Regions from separate parts of the Homo sapiens genome. Here region 1 is linked to region 2. Evidence: chromatin contacts called from ENCODE Hi-C or POLR2A ChIA-PET data. All regions are on one chromosome and are shown on one strand. Each heading gives the region's core, a stretch centred on a gene start or an enhancer-like site at or near the end of the contact. The rest is flanking DNA. Distances are from core to core; before and after follow the strand shown.

Evidence for each region. Hi-C counts contacts between places; a loop is a spot of excess contacts on that map. ChIA-PET counts read pairs that join two places held with the same protein, here RNA polymerase II (POLR2A). Pooled maps may share reads with other maps.
Region 1: a loop to region 2 is called in a map of CD4-positive, alpha-beta T cell, with 2.7 times the contacts of the local background. The contact joins the promoter of ZNF71-SMIM17 here to the promoter of ZNF304 in region 2. A Hi-C loop is called at or near these places in 1 of 168 maps with a recorded cell type or tissue (CD4-positive, alpha-beta T cell), 3 of 37 single-sample maps with no recorded cell type and 6 of 50 pooled maps. POLR2A ChIA-PET finds 5 or more read pairs at or near these places in 1 of 52 experiments (PC-9).

Annotation. Positions count from the first base shown.
Region 1 is chr19:56,593,887-56,599,685 of GRCh38, forward strand. ZNF71-SMIM17 (ZNF71-SMIM17 readthrough (NMD candidate)) reads left to right here and starts at 1,416. Exons shown (of 5, transcript NR_163263.1): 1 at 1,416-1,542. ZNF71 (zinc finger protein 71) reads left to right here and starts at 1,416. Exons shown (of 4, transcript NM_001370215.1): 1 at 1,416-1,542. RefSeq lists a silencer at 1,378-1,767.
Region 2 is chr19:57,347,135-57,352,853 of GRCh38, forward strand. It overlaps ZNF304 (zinc finger protein 304), which reads left to right and starts at 4,137. Exons shown (of 3, transcript NM_020657.4): 1 at 4,137-4,563. The coding sequence starts at 4,531. RefSeq lists enhancers at 3,313-4,172, 4,130-4,219, 4,173-5,031, 4,370-4,439.

The DNA.
Region 1 (5,799 bases), core at 166-2,665, 760 kb before region 2:
TAAAGATATAGGGAATTGACATTTAAAGATCTAGTTGTTTTTTATTTGCAATTCTAGAATCCAGCCACACCTCCTTCTATAAAATAGAACTAGTGTTCTGGTGATCCAAGCAGAGGAATATGGCTTCATACACAGAAACGGGCTGAGGAAAGCAGAAACAGAGAACAAGAGTGGATGGGTCATTTCAAAGTTACTTTCCCTATCATGGTTAAAGCAAAGGGGATTTCTTTTATCATGCCTGCTAAACTGGCCTGTTTGGGACTTGGCTATTATCTCTCTCTTTCTCTCCTGAGAGGAGGTCAGGTAACAACTTAGTTGGAGTTGGTGGCCTGGAACTTCAGCATGAGTAGCTCCATTTCGATTTGATCTGTTGGGCCTAGTGCAGGAACTCAGTCCAAACCGATAGTCTCCTATACATTTTATTCTACACCTATGCTCATTTTCTTCTTTGCACATCTGTATGCTTAAAAAGTGTTCTTTAAAGATAAGCATGATTATCAGGTTTAAAGTTGCCTGGGATGGTCCCTCAGGCCAGTCCATTGGCTGGACTGCAGAAATGTCTGCAGCAGATGTGACACGCCTCTTTTATCCCCCTCATTTCTCTGCCTCCACCCATCCCTTGTCCTTTTCTGTTTTCCTTCCTCCCTCCTCCCTCTCCTTACCCATTCTTTCCTCTCTTCAGCCTGTCCTGCCCTCCCCAACTCGACTTCCTCTTTCTTTCCTCCTTTTCCCACCCTTTTCTTCTTCCTTATAGTCCTTTCCACCTTCTCATCCCCCTTTCCACCCTTTCTTCCTTCTCCTCCTTGCCGTCTCCATTCTCTTCCTTTCCTGCCTCCCTGCCCCTCCCTCCTCCCACCCGCTCCCTCTTCTTTCTGTTGGTTCCTCTCCTCTCTGACCTGTTCTTTTCCCTTAGTCTCTCCCCAGCCCTTCCTCCTTCCCCTCCATCCTTCTTCCAACCCCTCCTCCTTCTCCATCTCTTCTTCTTCCTCCCCAGCTCTCCTCCCCAAGTCCCTCTCCATCCTCTCTCTTCTCCCCGCTCCTCCCCATCCCTCCTCCCCTTCCATCCTTCTTCCCACCTCTCCTACTTCTTTTCTCCCTCCTCCCCCCTTCCCTCCTGTCCCTCCTCCTCGCCCCTCCTTTCCCTCCGTCTTTCTTTCCACCCTTCCTCCCTCCGTCTCTTCTCTCTCCTTCCCTTTCCCTGCCTCCTCCCCCTCAATCCTCCCTCTCGCCCCAGCCTCCTTGGCCGCGGAGTCCTCTGTGAGATGGAGGAGCTCAGTTGGCTCCGCTCGGCTCCACTCGGCTGGGCTCGGCTGAAAAAAGCCGGGGGGAGGTGGCGCGCGCGGGTTTCTGGGAAGCGTAGTCCGGCGCAGTCCGCGCAGGCGCACTGCCGTCGGGCGGGCCTAGCGGGCGCGGTCATTGTCCTGGCAGAGCGGCGAGCCGGTGAGTGTGGCTGCGGGGTCGCGCCCACCCTCTACCTGTGCCGGGGGCCGGAACCTGGCCCCGGGGAGGGCGCGGCCTCGGGGAGACGGCGTGCAGGCCCAGGTACGGGGAGTGCAGGGCTGGGTGCTGGTCCAGGGCGTGCGGGCGCAGGAGAGGGCGTGCAGGCCGGGACCGAGGTGCGCCTGGAGAGGCTGAGCGGCCGAGGAGAGGCTGAGGGGAAGCTGAGGGGCTAAGGAGAGGCTGACTGGAGGCTGAGGGGCTGAGGAGAGGCCGGGGCCAGGGAGGGAGAGGCGTGAGTGGGTTGGAGGTAGGAAAGTTGCATGAACACGAGGGCCATCCTGGGGGGAAGGTGGCCTGTGTGAGAGACAGGCAGTGCATATCATCCTGAGGATGAGGCTGTGTCTTTGTGGATATTGTGAATGTGTCTGTGTGTGTGTCTGTGTGGGTCTGTATGTGTGTGTGAGACAGATTGTGTCGTCCTGAGGGTATGGCTGTGTCTCTGGATATTGTGATTGTGTGTGTGTGTTTGTGTGTGTGTGTGTGTGTGTGTGTGTGTGTGTGTATGAGACAGAGAGAGAAACTGCGTGTCGTCCAGAGGCTGGGTCTGTGAATGAATGTGAATGTGTCCATGTATGTCCGTGTGGGTCATGTGTGGTAGCGTGTGTGTGTGTGTGTCCCACTTCTTCAGAGTCTTGGTCTCTCTGTGGAGCTGTGTCTCTCCAGGTCTCTGCCTATGCATGTGTGGTGATATCTCTGAGTGACTGCCTGTGTCCTTGTCTTTGGTGTTGTGGGTGTGTCAGCCTTGATCTCTGTCCATGAGTGTCTCTGTGGGAGGGTGCCCTCTGGGTGTCCACTATGTCTGCTCTTTCCATGCATGTCTCTTGGCATGAGTGTAGGGCTGTGTCTTTCCAGGGGCCAGTCCTGTCTGGATCTTTCCTATCTCTGTGTGTCCACCTGTGTCTAGAGTATTTCTTGATGTTTGCGTGTGACTCTGCAGGGGTGGGTGCGTCTGGGTGTGCCTCTTCCAAAGACTATATGCCTGGACAAGGGAGCCTAGCAGAGCCACTACCTTCTCACCCTACGCTTCTCCTAGTCTGCCTGCCCACAGTTCCCTGGCTTTTTCCTGCCCATAGAAGGCTCTGGAGGCGTAGGGGCCTGGGAGTGACAGGGGCCGGGTGGAGGAGGGGAAAAGGAAGGCTGTTTCTTCTGCCTCCCACAGGATCTTCTTAAAGTGGGATCAGACTCCCAAAGGGTCTCTGTGCCCTACTCTGTTCTGACCAAGGAGAGGTTGATTTGTTCAGGGAATGTGTATGCAGCCAGTGCTGGCCATTTATAGATGTCCCAGTAACTCTGAGGTAGAGACCATCATCATCCTTATCTTACAGATGGGGAAACTGAGTCTCAGACTAAGTGACTCACCCAAGGCTACCTCAGGCATCCAGGTTCCAGAGCCCCCACAATTAACCACCAGACAAATGGGAGATCCCTTTTTTCCCTTTCCGCTCAGCTGACACAAGGTTGCAGGATTTTCCCCGAGGGAATCCCCGCTTGGAAACAATGGAAATGGAAGAAAGGAAGGAAATGCCAAAAAGCTCAGAGGAAGAAGAATCCAGATCTAAGGCCAAACTGGGTTCAACAGCCACTGGCCATACTCTTGGGCAAGTCACTTCCAGGGCCGCTGCATGATTTTTAAGGGTACTTTGCCTTCATGGGCCCCTTGCTCCATTGTTTTTTTAAAGCACTAAAAATTACATTTTGTTATTTCATTAATAGGAAGACAAATGTAATCTAGGCTGGATTAGATATTTTCTTATGATTTTAAAAGAAATTAAGACCTTCCTATGGGCCCCTAAAGGTTTCATGGGCCCCATGCTCTGTGCCTACTGGGTAAGTGGGCTCTGGTCACTGCTGTGATCTGGCAAAATGGGCCAGTGTTCTTGACCTCACAGGACAGGGGTGAAAGAGACCACTATCTGCAAGGAATTTTTTTTTATATTAAATTGTGTTTCAAAAATGTTGATGGTAATATGAAGTTTCTACACCCAGGGAAACAATTCAAAGGAAGAGAAAGAAAAAATAATTAATAACTTCTACCCCCTTCTCATTCCCACTCCATGCCCTCCAGACACCAACCCAGCCTCATTCCACAGCCTTCCCCAGGCTGGAAGATGCTGTACAGATGTGTCCACATCCACATGTTTTGGTTTGTTTTTTCACAAAGGGGCTAAAGGTATGCATAAAACTGGGTAACTTGCTTTTCTCACTTAGTGAAACCACAGACATGTCAACAGATGCAGAACTAACTCTGCTTCGCAGAGGCGACCTGATACTTCATACTATGGAGACCCTACCCTCGATTTGATTCCTTTAGTAATGTTTATTAATTTTGTTTTCAGGGTTTTTTTTTGCCTCTAGAAACAATGCTGCCATAAATATCTTTTTTTCCTATATGTAACTTTTACACGGAGCTTTTATTGGTGTGGGCAGATTCCCAGGAACAGGGTTGCTGGGTTATGGGATTTGTGTATTGCCAGCTCACTTTCCAGAAAAATGTTGAGCGACTCACATTCCCTCACCAGTGTGTGAGAGGGCCTGTTCCTTTCAATCCTGGCCAGCACTAGAAGTTAGCTCATCTGTTCATTCAGCTTGATGTCTAAGTGCCTCCTGTGTGTTAGACGTTGTCCTAGATGTCGGAAATACAATCTGAAAGTGATCATCCCTGCTCCCTGGGGGCTTCTGTTCTCATGGAGGGAAGACAGATGACAAACTTGAAAACAACTATTTTAAAAAAGACAGTTGTCAATAGTGGTTTGTACTGCAAGAAAATAGAGGGGGAGAGAGTTGCTGCTTGAGGTCAGGTGATTGGGGGTAGAGGACTTCTCCAAGGAGGTGACGTTGGAGCTGACCAGGAAGCAGGGGTAGTCATGGGAAGAGCATTCCCTCCAGAGGGAACAGCAGATGCAGAGGCCAGGAGGCCTGGGGCCAAGCATGGGAGAGGGGAGTAGAGGAGATGGAAGGGGAGAGGCCATCAGGGGCACATCATAAGGGCTATGTGGGCAGCAGTGAAGACTTTGAGTGATTTCTAATGGTGGGGGAAGCCAACGAAGAGTTTTGAAGAGTTTTAGCCCAGAGGACATTTTCACTGAGTGATTACAGTTGGCCAGGTGTGGTGCCCGGGTACAGGCATTAAGTGGTAGGAACCCCCAGCCCACACCTTTGTGATCCTTTTGTTCTACAACAGGGCTTCTCAACCTCCACACTACTGACCTTTGGGCCTGATCATTCTTTGTTGTGGGGCCTGTCGCGTGCATCGTACAGTGTGTAGCAGCATCCCCAGTCTCTACCAACTAAACGCCCATAGCACTCCCCTGCCAAATTATGACAGTTTGGCAAATGTCTCTAGACGTTGACAAATGTCTCCGGGGGCAGAATTGTTCCCGATTGAGTTCCAAAGGCTTCTGCCAACTTGGCCTTATATATATGCCCCCCTACAATTAAAATTACTTTTCACTTGTGGAAGTTGGGGCCATTTGGCCTAAGAAAGGCTCTTCTTTGTCTTAGTGGTTCTTACGCTTTAAGACGTGTCAGAATCACCTGGGAAACTTGCTTAGAAATACCGATTCAGGGGCCCTACCCAGGTAGTTTGATTCAGAGGATCTGAGGTGGGGGGCAGGAATATATATTCTGAGTGAGATTTTAATAAGCATCCCCAGTGATTCTGGTACTTTGAGAATTGGTGCACCAGCTACAAGAGCATTGTGTTGGAGAGGATTGAGGCTTTTCTGGGTGATCTTGAAGGGTTGGAGATGTAGAGAGGCATGTTTCTGTTTATAGCAGAAGAAAAACTCATTTCCAGTCAGAGGTGTTGGTGGCACGGGTAGTGAGCCCCCATCACGGGAGAAGCCAGGACTGAGCCAGCATGTCTCAGACTCCAAGAATTTGTCCTCATCTGTGTCATGGATCCTATTTTTTTACTTTGCCATTTACTTGATTTGGCTCACTGATTTTTTTTTTGTTTTTAATTTAAATCAACTTAGTTTAAAAGGGTATTCTGTGTGACTGCTGTAAAAGAAGCTGAGTTTTGCTGTAAGAAGGGAAACAAACTTTAAAACAAATTGAAGTAAAGCCAGGTAGTTCTAATGAGATATTATGGTCACCCTAACTTTGGGGCCTGAACCCTGCTTTTCTTTTTAATTTTAATTTTTAATTTTTCTGGGTGTGTAGTGGGTTTATATATTTATGGAGTACATGAGATATTTTGATACGGGCATACAATGTGTAATAATCACATCAGGATAAATGGGGTATCTGTCACCTCAAGGATTTATCCTTTGTGTTACAAACAATCTGATTACATTT
Region 2 (5,719 bases), core at 2,887-5,386:
TAGGCACACTTTTTCTGAACTGTTGAAGAAATAACCCAAATGTGTGCTTTCATGTAAAATCTTTAATCATACCTATGAGGCTAGCTGCTGAGTTAGGGTGTTATTGTATTTTATGTTTTGATAAATGCCAAAGATCCTGCTGAGGCTTAGCCTCCCACAGAGTATATTTACTTCTTTTCATATTTTCCATGTATCTCTTTTATTGATTCATATCTTGATAGCATCATGTGTCTTATTTCACTCTATGTGAATTGAAGATAGTTTTCAGTCATCTATATTGATAGTTCTGTAAATATTCAGTTGTACTAAATATAAGCACCCCATATTTGTATTTATTAGACCAGAATTATCAATCTTGGCATGAGAATTCACTAGAACTTTAACAATTTTATATTGTTTCTACTAATTGCTGAGATAATGGACATAAAAATGCTCAGCATATTCATAGATTTATGTCTTTATCCTTTTACAAATTGTTGCTTTATGTAATACAAGTCAGCATTATACATTACATAGAGTTCAAAATATAATTTCTTGGTGATCATTTCTTTCTTTTTTTGTTTTCTTTCTTTCTTTCTTTCTTTTTTTTTTTGTTTTTGAGATGGAGTTTAGCTCTTGTCGCCCAGGCTGGAGTGCTATGGCGTGATCTCTCGGCTCACTGCAACCTCCGCCTGCCGGGTTCAAGCGATTCTCTCACCTCAGCCTCCTGAGTAGCTGGGACTACAGGTGCCCGCCACCACGCCCAGCTAATTTTGTATTTTTAGTAGAGACGGGGTTTCACCATGTTGGCCAGGCTGGTCTTGAACTCCTGATTCACCTGCCTTGACCTGCCAAAGTGCTGGGATTACAGGCATGAGCCACTGCACTTGGCCAGTGATCGTTTCTTTAATACTGATATTTTCTGATATAAATTTTCATTTTCATGTGTTAATTCTTTGTTGTATTAAATATATTTTTCCCAAAGCTGTTTCATATAGTTTTCTAATATTATACTCTACAAGTGTTTCTTGTACCCATACTACTGTTTTTTGTTTTTGTTCTTTATGAGAGACGGTCTTACTGTCTCTCCCAGGCCGGAGTGCTGTGACACCATCAGAACTCTGTGCAGCCTTGGCTCAAGTCATCATCCTGGCTCAGCCTCCTGAGTAGCTGGGATTACAGGCTTGTGCCACCACACCCTGCTATTACTTTTTTTTTTTTTTTTTTTTTTTTTTTGGTAGAGATGGGGCCTTGTTACGTGGCTCAGGCTGATCTATTAATAGAATTCCTGACCTCAAGCAGTTCTCTTGCTTCAGCCTCCCACATTGCAGGAATTATAGGCATGAGCCTCTGTGCCTGGCCTTTTGGAAATTTTTAACACATCAAAACTTACTAAGTGCTAATTTAAGAATTTATTCCATACTCATTTCATGAGATAGCTGATATATTTGGGTTTATATACATCCTCTGGTTGTGTGTGTGCTTTTCTTTGCCTTACTTATTGTGTGTACTTTATTTTTTGTAATGTTTTCTTTACATTTACATTTTCTTTAAATTTGTAAGATATATACTCTGATTCAGTTAATGTTTAAGCTTTAAAACAGTTATTTAATACATTATAGAGTTAATGTATTTGCTCTCCTCAAGAAATATAAGAAACTTATATGTTAGTTAATTTGCCCATATGAGTTTATATACTATTGAGGATATGCATGGTAATTCCACCATTCTGTTTCCAGAAGTATTAATATTTTATTTTATTTTTTATTTTAATTTTTATTTATTTATTTATTTTGAGATGCAGTCTCACTCTGTTGCCTAGGCTGGAGTGCAGTGGCACAGTCTTGGCTCACTGCAACCTCCGCTTCCCGGGTTCAAGTGATTCTCCTGCCTCAGCCTTCTGAGTAGCTGGGATTACAGGCGCCCACCACCACGCCTGGCTAATTTTTGTATTTTTAGTAGAAACAGGGTTTCACCATGTTGGACAGGCTGGTCTCGAACTCCTGAGCTCGTGATCCGCCTGCCTTGGCCTCCCAAAGTGCTGAGATTACAGGCGTGAGCCACCGCGCCCAACAGTATTAATATTTTATACAGATAATGAGTGGTCTCATTAATCCATAGATGCACTCCTCTCTCAGATCCTCATTTCTTCTATCATCACAGACCATCACCTGGGATCACTTTCCTTCAACCTTAAGAAGGATCTTAAAAGTGTTATTTTATGCCAGTTATTTTTATCCATTAAATTTCTCATTTTGGGCTTCAAATAGTCTTATTTCAGTTTTTCTTAGCCAGTGCATTTGTCGTGCATAGAAATCTGCTGGCAGTTATATCTGTAACTGACTCCGTATGTTATTCCATGTGTTCCTGACACCTAAATTTATATTGGCTTTGAGTGGAGACAGATAATTTATATTATACATATATATAATTATGTATGTGTGTATATAAACTACATGTGTATATATATATAAATGCTGTGTGTATGTGTGTATATATATTTTTTCTCAAAGATATGAATTATTTCTATGTCATCTCATAAAATAAACCAGGTTATAAAATTTTAACTACAGTGACTCTTAAGTGGACAGTGGAGTTAAAAATTATGAAGAGCAATTAGTCTTGATAGTTCTGTGTTTTGAATCATACAGCCTATAAGAATGTGTCTTCTGGACGATAGACCTACCTGTAGTTTATGAAACCCTCTTGCATGTGATTTTTTTCAATTAAATGAGTCTATTGATATATTGGTGTGCTTTTGTGCAAAAATTATAACCATTAGGGGCTCCCACCTGTAATCCCAGCACTTTGGAAGACTGAGGCAGTTGGATCACCTGAGGTCAGGAGTTCGAGACCAGCCTGACCAACACGGAGAAACCCCATCTCTACTAAAAATACAAAATTAGCCGGGCATGGTGGCGGATGCTTGTAATCCCAGCTACTCGGGAGGCCGAGGCAGGAGAATCGCTTGAACCTGGGAGGGAGAGGTTGCAGTGAGCTGAGATCGTGCCATTGCACTTAAGCCTGGGCAACAAGAGTGAAACTCTGTCTCAAAAAAAAATTATAACTATTATCTATGATGCTATTTGATGAGTGAGGGAATAATTGTACTTTTTTCTTTTTTTTTCAAAATCACACTGATCCTGAAAAGGTGGATCTTTGATTTATCTTCCTAAAGCAGTGTATGTGAGAACCTTGTGTTGAGGAAGACTGATAACAGCTTGTATGTATTTAGCACGATGTGCCAGGCCTGGTGTTAAGTACTTTTTACCTCACTTCCCATATTCCTAATGAGGTTGGTTGTAGTGTTTTTCATCTTACTGATTTTTTTTTGTTTGTTTTTGTTTTGTTTTGTTTTTGGCTAATGACTTTAAAAGACCTCCAGTTCTTGAACTTCAGCTAGGGTCCCATCCCCAGAGTTTATCAGAAGGTATAGGTTGGGTCCAAGAATTCACAGGTTTTTTAAGTTCATAGTGAAGCTGATGCTGTAAAACTACATATCAAATTGGGAAGCAATGAATTAGAAGAGGCTCATGTTTTCGTCATGTTACATGTAAGTTCCTCCTTCACTTTTCGCCATGAATAAAAGTTCCCTGTGGCCTCACCAGAAGCAGATACGGGCACCATGCTTCCTGTACAGCCAGCAGAAAGGTAGCTAATTACATCTCTTTTCTTTATATGTTAGAAAAATTAGAAGGACATTCAATGTTTTACAAAAAGGCCCACAAACGAAATACAGACAACGTTCAATTTATTAATACGTTTCAATCCCCAAATCTGAGAGAGGTGAAGCAGGTTTCCCAGGGCCTCAGAAGCAGGATTGAAGAATGGGTCCCTTGCTGGCGACTTCAGTGGCGTGGCATTGTCCCAGGTGGCCATGGAAATCAGGGTGCATACCCTTTAAAAGCAGCTGTGGCCTCCGAGATATCGTTTTCCCAGTCTTTTCTCCCCCTCCCTGCACGACGCCTCTTGGCAGACATCCGGGAGAACCCGAAAGGCGCTCGTTGCCTGGTTGGATGCAGGGTACAAACTACGTTACCCAGAAATCTGTGCCCAGCTCATTGTTAGCCGGCGTGCAGCCAATGACAGCCCAGAAACTGGGCGTTTCCTGCTGCTCTGGGCTGCAGGGGCGAGACTTCTGGCGTCGCCGTCGTGACGTATTTTTCCTATGCCCGGTCCGTGCATTCTGGTTGTGAAGGCTGAGTTCTAGAGATCGGGTCGGCTTTCTACGCGGCTCTCGTGGAACCTAGCAAAGAAAGACAGTGAAGACTGCAGGACCTTCCTTCGCGCTTTTGTTACAATCCATGACCCCTGTCGTGGGACGGGCGGCCTCTCGCGGAGGTGTCTGCCGGGGCTGGGCTCTTACCGAGGCCTCCACACACGTCCTCTTGTCCTTGTCTCCCCCAGAAGCAGCCGCCTTAGTCTTGTGAGCGTTTTTACACCGGGTAGATTGAGACTTGGAGTGCTACACTCAGCCCGAGGGCGTCCAGCGCGGTGGAGGCGTGGGGTTTCGGCTGAGCCCACAGGGCACAGACTGTTCATCCGCTTCTCATGGCAGCGGCGGTGCTGATGGACCGGGTTCAGGTGAGTGGGGGCATCCCTCAAGCGCACCCCGGCCTGGTTGGTGTGTCCTGGGATGTTCGCTCTCATCGCGCACTTCAGGGTGCTCACTCCGTCGCATTATGTGGAGGGGTTCCGCTCCCCTCATCAGTGGCATAAGGTGTGGAACGGACTCGAAGGCGCAGGGGCAGTTCGTACAAATGCATGCATGGAGAGGAGAATGAGTTTGGGGAGTTCCGGGAACTCTCTGTGCCTGGTGAGAACAGGGACTAGGGGGTCAGAGGTAGGCCTGGAATGGCCGCCCGAGGAGCTGGTCCTCTCTTCTGAGGGTGCTGGGAGTCATGCAAGGTTTGGTACAGAGAAGGGAGGTCCTCTGACGCAGTTCTTAAAAGGCTCCCTCTGGCTGCAGAGTGGGTAGACTAGGGATTATAGGGTAGACGGGGAGATCAAGATGAAGTCTACTGAAATAGTCCAGGTGAGCGTTGATGGTCTGGGCCAGAGTGGTGGCAGCAGAGGTTAGAGAATGTATGGGTTTTGGGTTTTGTATGTATTTTATAAGGAAGGCTGACCAGATTCTCTGATGAGACATAGTGATGATATCCTGGGATTCTTCACATGACTGTCTTCACTTGAGACAGGGGGCAGTGAATGGAGGTCATTTCTAGTTTAGTGTCCTGAATCCAGGCCATGAGTTGTATGGAGTTATGTGGAGAAGTCCCCACCTGGCGACCAATGGGATGAGTACTGCAAAAGTATATCAGACCTAGGAACAGGTACGCTCAAATGCTTGTAGGATTGAGTTTGGAGCGCTCAGGGAATCTCAGGTCTTAATTACCTTTGTTGGAAACAGGTATCAGAGGAAGGAGTTAGGCAGGAATGGCTGGCCGAGGTGTCTTGAGTGTGGTAAAAGTCGTGGGAGATTTGGAGCAGAGGAGGGAGATGATCTGACTCAGATTTTAACATGCTCTCTCTGGCTTTCAGGTTGAGAACAGACTGTGAGCATGAGGGAGCAGCTACTGCAGTAGTGTTGATGGTGTCTGGTCTAGAGGTGTGGCTGTGGAGGTGAGAGAAGTTGGTAAATTTTCTGTTTTTTAAAGTAGGGTGATTGGATTTTTTGATGCGAAAGGTGAAAGAGAGGAGAGTCGTGGATGACCCTAAGGTTGGTTTGTTTTTGCTGTAG